Linked DNA regions of Homo sapiens: region 1 is linked to region 2. Evidence: chromatin contacts called from ENCODE Hi-C or POLR2A ChIA-PET data. All regions are on one chromosome and are shown on one strand. The core of a region is the stretch at or near the end of the contact, and the rest is flanking DNA. Distances in the headings are between cores, read along the strand shown.

What was found. A loop is a pair of places that touch in the nucleus more often than their neighbours do. ChIA-PET counts read pairs that join two places held with the same protein, here RNA polymerase II (POLR2A). Pooled maps may share reads with other maps.
Region 1: a map of Caco-2 shows a loop between it and region 2 (19-fold over the local background). The contact joins two enhancer-like sites. A Hi-C loop is called at or near these places in 1 of 168 maps with a recorded cell type or tissue (Caco-2), 3 of 37 single-sample maps with no recorded cell type and 4 of 50 pooled maps. POLR2A ChIA-PET finds 5 or more read pairs at or near these places in 2 of 52 experiments (A673 and OCI-LY7).

Annotation. Positions count from the first base shown.
Region 1 is chr2:217,435,912-217,439,893 of GRCh38, forward strand. All of the region lies in intron 3 of DIRC3 (disrupted in renal carcinoma 3), which reads right to left. Among named protein-coding and RNA genes, the nearest start is that of DIRC3-AS1, 160 kb to the left of the region's middle. Within about 2 kb of position 1,605, at least 12 of the 41 ENCODE cell types and tissues checked have a DNase peak (open chromatin) inside an H3K27ac peak, as active enhancers do.
Region 2 is chr2:217,312,065-217,316,375 of GRCh38, forward strand. The region is part of intron 4 of DIRC3-AS1 (DIRC3 antisense RNA 1); the gene reads left to right. All of the region lies in intron 12 of DIRC3 (disrupted in renal carcinoma 3), which reads right to left. Among named protein-coding and RNA genes, the nearest start is that of DIRC3-AS1, 31 kb to the left of the region's middle. Within about 2 kb of position 2,192, at least 3 of the 41 ENCODE cell types and tissues checked have a DNase peak (open chromatin) inside an H3K27ac peak, as active enhancers do.

The sequences.
Region 1 (3,982 bases), core at 355-2,854, 120 kb after region 2:
CAGAACCTGTGGAGTTGTTACCCCCATACTGTTGACAATCCTCACTCTTCCCTTCCCTTCTCAGCCAGAAAGCAGCCTTTATTATTTATTATTTTTATTTTTTGTACAGGGCTCCCAGCCAGCCTCAAGGGTCTATGTATGCTAGTGTGATTGCTGTGTTTTTCTAACCACTTCAAAGGTCATGTTCACTTATCTGTGAAAACAAGTTCTCATTCCTTGCACCCTATTTGCCTTCATGTCTCAGGAAATAGGGACGGGCAAATCACTTGCCAGGTGGGAAGAAAATAAAGGAATGTTGTACACACACCCTACTCTGAAGACCAGAGCGGAAAGGGAACCTATCTGTGTATCCCAAGGGGGCTGTGAGCAGGAGAGAAAGACAGAAATACAGCAGAGAGATGTGACTTACATGTCCTAATCTCCCCACTCCCGAGGTGAACCCCAAGATCAGAAGGAGGCATAGTGAACATTTCCAACTAGATATGGAAGGAACCTGAGAATATTTGGAGGAGGAGACCAGCGACACTGTTTCCCAAACACAGCTTAGGGGAGACTGGGAGCATCTTGGAAGAGCCCCACACAGAGCCATGTTCAGCATGGCCTGAGTGAGGGCGGAAACTTTAGCGGTGGAGCAGGAAAGTGACCAGCTAGGCAAGCCTCCAGCAGCACTGCTTGCACTCCATGGCCTGCCCGGGCTGAACAGTGGACCTAAGAATTCATAAGTGCTCCAGAGAGGGACAAGGAGGGACTAAGAGGGCCCTGAGTTAAGAAAAAGACATCACATTGCCCCCAAATGCCACTGGGGACCAGTGGTGCAGAGTGAATCAATCGGTGACTGTGATACACAGTTTAGTTTGTCCTCTGTCATAAGAATAAATATCAGATATCATAATCAGGGAAAGCACAAAGAAGAGAGAGCTTTTGAGAGCTGTTTACCTAGAATTTAAATTCTTCATGTTCACTTTAGTACCTCTTTAAATGCTCAATTCCTGCGAAAACATGTATTGTAACCCAGTGCTATCACTCTAAAAGCTGTGGTAGAAGGTGTGGAGTTTTAAGTATGGAAGAGGGTATGTGCTAAATAGAAAAGGTAAATAGAAAGCTTTTTAAAAATCTGGGTAAATGCACACACATATCCACATGCAGGATGCACAAATGAACCCTATGAGGGCTCTGACACTAAGAAACTGGCAGTACCTGGACTACAGATTCAGCAGGAACAAGTCCACAAACTGAGCAGGCAGTTAATGAGCTTAGCACCCATCATCCCTGGCTCAGAGTATGGCCCTGGAATTCTTTGTTGCAATAAAATATAAAATAGAACCTGAAAAGAAGCTTGGCTATGAGCAAGTAAGGCTTCCTTCATTTGCCTGGTCCCACAGGCTCTCTGTTGCAGTGGCGGCAAACCCACCCAGATGGGTTGTGCTCTGCAACTTCAAGCAGCCCTATCACCAGTGAGGGTGGTGGCAATGCTCCAGGCCCCTTGGGGCAGGGGAGGTAAGACAGCATGCCATCTGATGCTGCCCCCCTTGCTGACCTGGGCAGCGGGCACATTCCTCAGTTCCCTCTGACCCATGGGCTGTCCTGAACTGAACTCTGCTCAGCTCCATCCCCTCTGCTCGCCTGCTCCCTGCAGAGTGAGCCCGCCCCTTGCTGGCTAGGCTTTCCCTGCCTTATTTGGTTTAAATTACTTTTTTGAACTTTGGTCTCATTATTTTTGGACCATCATTTGGTCTGGAAGATTTTCTTTCCACGGGTTCCTTCTGTTCTTCCTTTTCACCCTCTTGAATGTGCTTCCCAAGGCCTCTTTTTGCAGTTTCTTTTGGGTGGTTTTTATTACCTTCATGCATCTAATCTGAGTAGGGAGAAGCTCCAAGATCATTGTTATCTTCCCGCTTGGAATCCTGCTTGTTTGGTTGTTATGGGAGCTCCTCCATTTAAAGGGCTGGGGAACTCTGCTTCTCCAGGAGCTCGTGACCCAGCTCCCAGAATGGCCTTTTCCAACACAACATGAGAAACCAGCTTCAGCGGCAACCCTGCAGGGCCACAACCCATCCTCACTCTCGGAAACAAACCCATAGATCTGGGGCCGCCCCTCTAGGCACACACCTAAAGATACCATGGCACTATTTCTTTCTCTCCTCTTATAGCAAGAGTTTGATTTTGTAGTTGAACTGGTTTGGATGGTTCAGGCTGCAAGTAACAGAATATATCTCAACTGGCTTGAGCAATTAAGAAAACATTATCTCCTATAACAAAAGTCTATGGGTAGGACAATTCTGAGGCTGGTGAATTCAAAGCTCACAGACATCAACAAGGCCCTGGTTCTTTCTGTCCTCCTGCTCTAGCACCCTCATGTATGGGCTCGTCCTTGGGTTAGCTAATCTACTGGTGAAACGTGACTACCATAGTCTTACCCATTGCTATGGTCTGAGTGTTCGTGTCCCCCGCAAGTTTCTATGTCGAAACCTAACCACTAATGTGATCATATTAAAAGGTGGGGCCTTTGGGAAGTGATTTGGTCATGAGGGTGGAGCCTTCATGGTTGGGATTAGTGCCTTTAAAAAAGAGGTCCCAGAGACCTGTCTTGCCCCTTCCACCATGTGAGGACACAGTGAGAAGCACCATCTATGAACTGGGAAGCAGGCTCTCACCAGACATTGAATCTGCCAGTGCCGTGATCGTGGACTTCCTAGATTCCAGAACTGTGAGAAATAAATTTCTGTTTTTTATAAGCTTCTTAGTTTATGGTATTTTGTTATAGAAGCCCAAAAGACCAAGACACCCAGACACCACAACATCCAACAGAAAAGAGAGCTCATCTATTCGCACATGAATACACCTTTCATGGAAACCCTTCCATGGGATAAGGCCTTCTCTCACATCTTATTGCCCGTGCCCAAACCAATTCCTATCAAGAAGAACAGGACCACTATTGACTCGGATCAACCATAAATAAAGTTCTGGAGTTGAAGAGGGGCTCCATCTTTCCAGAAGTTCATAACTTCACAGAGGAAGGCAAAGGCCTGAACCCATCAGTAGGCCTTTTAAAAGAGAGGAAAGGGGGAGTGTGTTGATAGGTAGACTCACAGCTCTGTCTGCTACCCTGTAAGAGAAAATCCAGATTTCTGCCACAAAGTTTCTGTTCCTGTATTTCTGATTCACCCTACTTCTCTCCAGTAACTCTGATGTTTTTTGTTTTCTAATGTCTCTATATTTTTTATGTCTCCTGAGGAGGCAGAATATTATAACAATTAAGTACTTGAATTTAGAGTTAATTAATCCTGGATTTGAGGCCTAGCTCTACCATTTACTAGCTGGGAGCTTTTTCAAGTTACCTTATCTCTCTGGATTTTTGTTTTCTCACTCAGAATAGCAAATAATAATAGCAACCACTTATATAGAGATTACTATATACCAATCAGTCTCCTAAGTCTTTGCATATATCAACAGATTTAAGCTGCACAACAACGCAGTGAGATAAATACTCCTACTCCCCACTTTTAAAATGAGAGAGGCTGGGTGCAGTAGCTCATGTCTATAATCCTAGCACTTCAAGAGATCGGGGTGGGAGAATCCCTTGAGCCCAGGAGTTCAAGACCAGCCTGGGCAATGTAGCGAGACCCAGTCTCTACAAAAAACAAAAAACTTAGCCAGGAGTGGTGGTGCACACCTGTGGTTCCAGCTACATGGGAGGCTGAGACAGGAGGACTGCTTGAACACCGGAGGTTGAGGCTGTAGTGAGCCATGTTAGTGCCACTGCACTCCAGCCTGGGTTAAAGAGCATGACCTAGTCTCAAAATAATAAATAAATAAACCAAGGCACAGAGAAGTTAAGTAAGCTGCCATAATCACACAGCTTGTGAGGAGCAATGCTGTGATCTAACACTATAGAGTCTATGACCCCAATCACTTCATCATACTGCCTCTTTCCCCCGCCCCCCACCCCACCACCCAGGAGTTTAAGAGTGGAGATTTAATA
Region 2 (4,311 bases), core at 942-3,441:
CTTATCCATTTCAGAATCCATGGTGCCTCGATGGCACCTGGCACAGAGTAGAGGCTCTGTATGAAATTTTCTATGGCAATGGGCTCTAGAGACTTTGGGGAAATGCTAATGTGGAAAAACATGTTTTCATTCTTTATAGGTGGGAGCCTCTATTTTTCCTGCTTGCTTGCATATGGTAATGAAGAATAATAATAGGAACTGAAATTCGCTCATTTGAGTTTCTCCCTACAGAGTAGGTAGATTCCCAACAGGGTACCTAGTATATGTTTGCTAAATTAATGAATGAATACGTGAATGAATAGATAAGTGAATCAATGAACACATTAAAGAATGAATCAGTGAATCAATGAATGAATCCATCATTCAGTCAATGAATCTTATTCATCTTCTTCTAGATAGGCTTATATCTAATGGAGTGAAACAGCCCTGGACTTGGAATAAGAACCAGGGTTTATGCTTAATGTATTCCTTGCACAAATATTTACTGAGCACTTGAGCTGTACGCTAGGCTCTCTGCTACTACCATGACATGAAAGAATGCTAGAGCTATAGTGCAAAGAAGACAAACTTCCTCTTTTGTGAAGAAGAGGGAAGACACATAATAAATAATAATAATAATAAATATTAGTCCAGATAGCCCAAGGGTATGCAGAATTGGATAGGTAGGTAGGGATTCTTTTATAGAGGGAAGTCAGGAAAGGACTCTCTGAAAGTGACATTGGAACGGAAATCTGCACAACGAGGAGGAGCAAAATAAAAGCCTGGGGTAAGAGCACTCTAGGCAGAAGGTACAGGAAGTGCAAAGGCCCTGAGGCAAGAATTGGCCCAAATTGCCAAGGTAGAGAAACAAGAATGTGCCACTGTACCTAGGACAGGCAGGGAAGGGGAGTGGGGTGCCATATAAGGTCAAAGCAGTAGGTGGGACTTCCTTATTTTACCTGATTATGAATTGGGACAATAAGAACAATAGCTCATAGCTGTTGAGAGTTTACAATATGCCAAGCATAATTGGACTGTCTTACTTAATCATCACAACAACCCAACAAGACAGGCAGGGTGATATTCAAAGTATTTCACCGCTGGCATGTCACAGGCACCAACCAATCAGATAATGCCAGCCTCAACTATCCTCTAGCCATATAAGTATAGACAGGCTTGATCTCGGGTACCACTATTTCTCCCACTTAACTGGGTTAGAAAGCTGAGTTTAGAGATGGGGGTCAACACCTCAGAATTATACAGCTGTCCATTTTACCACAAACTATATGTTGAAAACGGCAAGTAACCTACCTCTTATAAATGCTGCTTAGGCAGCTCAGGGAATTCTTTATGTAATGTGAAAATAAGTGATGTGGGGATTTACTATCCATACTATAGAAGAAAGGGCACTATGCCAGGAGTATGAAATCATAGAACTACTCCAAGTACGAGACTTTGAGGAAATTGCTTTACCTCTCTGGTTGTCAGAAAACTTCTAGCCATGGGCAGTAAATGCGGGTGCTACTGGCACCTTGTGGGTAGAAGCCAGGGGTGTGGCTAAACATCCCACAGTGCCCGGACAAGCAGCACTACAAAGAATCATCAGCACTGGGTTGAGAAATCCTGCTATCAATCCCAGAGAGGTAACAGACATTGTGAGGTATGACGTTAGGGAGTGGTGGGGACTACAGCAAACTTCAGAGTATGCACAGTACACTTGCTTTCTAAAGGCATTTCATATAAAAAATAATTTGTAAACTTTGTGGACTGAAGAGAACACATCTTCAGGCCAATTTCAGTCTTTTATGGCCTTAACCAGATTATGTTGCCCATAATTTTCTTTAAACAGATGAGGATAAAAGTCTCTTAGTCATGCAGGCATGTGTTTGTGTGTTTGGGAGGGGAGGAGGGTGTAAACATATATACATGCACACACATATATGCTGTTATACACAAACACATTGGCGAGAAGATTTAATTTTAAAGTGTTTTCAGAAAATGAGGCCCTCATCCCCCTTAGAATCCAGTCCAGGTTTTTTCAATTCTGTAACTAACTTTTCCCTCCTTCAGTTATACCAGCCCCCTTCCTCTTGTTCTGACTTTGGCAAAGATGAAGCCCAGCTGCTCTACTCCACCCATAAGAGGAGCTTCTGGTTTTAGTTTTGGTCCCTTCCTGTTGCCTAAAGCCCTTGGGAACGAGGCACCCTCACTCACGTTACTCCTTTAGCCTGTAGAGACAGATAGGCTAGAAGAGACAGGTCGGCCCCACGTTTACGATGTGTCCACAGAATTATTTATGGTTTGTTTATCCACTCAATGTGGAGCAATTGTGGCCTGTGACTTTCAGCTCCAGGGTGCATTAACAGATTTAGGGGTAAATTGGCAGTGTCAAGCTGCATAGTTGTACTGGGCTTTTCAGCCTCTCCCCATAAAGCAAATATAGCAATAATCCCAGACACTCAGGCACAGTGGCATTTCTAGAGAGACACCAATGACCCCATTAGTCGAGAAGCTGTGGGAAAGCCTGAAACAGGTGAGAAAGCGATGAAATTAGGAAAATGAAGTTCTCTGATCATCAGGCTCAGTGGATGGGTGCAAGTGTGGCAGACATGGTACAAAAGATGTGGACCATGAATTGGCACCATGATTTCAAGGTACTAGAAAACCAAAGTTTGGTGGGGCACCAAGGCAAAGTTTCTAAGGTCCTGTGGGCATCAGTGCATACTGCTGGAGGGTCAGTTCTGCATCAAGGAGATACATTTCTGCAATGATATAGGCATTTGAAAACCCTTGTACACTACAAACAACAGGATTGATGGAAAAGTAGGATAGGAGATTCTATCCAAAGCCTACCTAGGGACCAGAGCACAAACAAAAGCAATCACTGGGCGCTCAGTGTCACTGGACATTAAAAATACACAATGACAGTTGGTGGACATGTTGGCAGCCCTTCATTCAGAGCAGGTCTGATGGGTGCTGGGCAGTGCTGATGATAATGGAGATCTGAGCTGTTGGGTCTGCTCTTAAGGTGGCCAAAGAGCAACTGCAATTTGCCAGCAAGCGTCTGGGGTGAACTTCTTGAGGAAGAAGGCCTGAGTGCAGTGAAAACTTTTTAATTTATTTTCTTCCTTCTTCCCACTGTTCCATGTTATACTGATATTATTCACCCATATGTCAATGGTATACATTAATTCACATTACAGAAATGCTAGCAGTAGCAGAAGAGTCCATATGAGACAAGTGTATGGCCTGAGGCCCTGGGAACTAAAGCCCGAGTGCCTACAAGATATGCTCATAAGTTTCTAGGGCCCTGAGTGGTTTCCAACAAAGAGCCTGGATTTGACTTTGAGGCTGACAGGTAGAAGTTAAGCATGCAAAGCCTTAAGTAAGTAGTCTGTGCAGTGACCCAAAAGCTCAAAGGAATGGTGGGGTAGTGATATGGACAGGAGGCAGGGAAAGACTGGGAGGAAGAGGGCGGGGTCCTTAGCAAGGGCTCCACTCTCAAGCCTAGACCTGTGGGTCTAAATGACAACATACCTTCCTGTTTTCCTACCCAAATGTTGTCTTTTCCAAAACCACCCTGGCCCACTGTGCCCCCTACCCTGTACGCACAAAAAGTCCAAGCTCCACTGGCAGAGGAACAGAGTGGCATGACAGAGAAGGAGAGAAAAGAAGAAGCATCTGAATGTCGAGAGAAGTTCAGCCAGGGACAGTTGGAGAGGAGTTCAGCTGGGGATGGTTGAACTCCAGGGAAAGATTACCTTCCCACTGCATCCCCTTTCCAGCTCCCCATCCTGCTGAAGCCACTCCCATCACTCAGTAAAATCCTCTGCATACACCACCCTTCAATCCTTTCATGTGACCTGATTCTTCCTGGGCACAGGACAAGAAAAGAATTCAAGATGCACTGGGTGCAGGAACCCAGAAAGGCTGTCACACTGACTCTTCAGTGAGTTGTTTAACACTGAAGCCATCCAGGAATGGCAAAGCTAAAAGAAAGAGCCTTGTTTGTAACATATGCTTTCTGGGGCTCCAGAGGTCTCAGGCAAACCCTAGATGCTGCCACAGGCTGGTACGGGGTTTGTTTATGCCAAATGCCCAAAGGTACTCACCCCAGCTGCTGCACCCACTCACGTGTGTACTCCTGCTCCCACAAGGGGTTGGAGGGTGGCAGCCGAGTAAACGAGCCACACCCTTGTCACAAGTCCCACCGAGGGGTCAAGGAACTCTCCTGTCTCAGCAGGGGATCAGAGATTCTGGGAGATACTGAAGAAAATGGAGCTCACTTTCCAGACATTAAGGTTTTAATGACACTTTTAGACATGAGAAAGC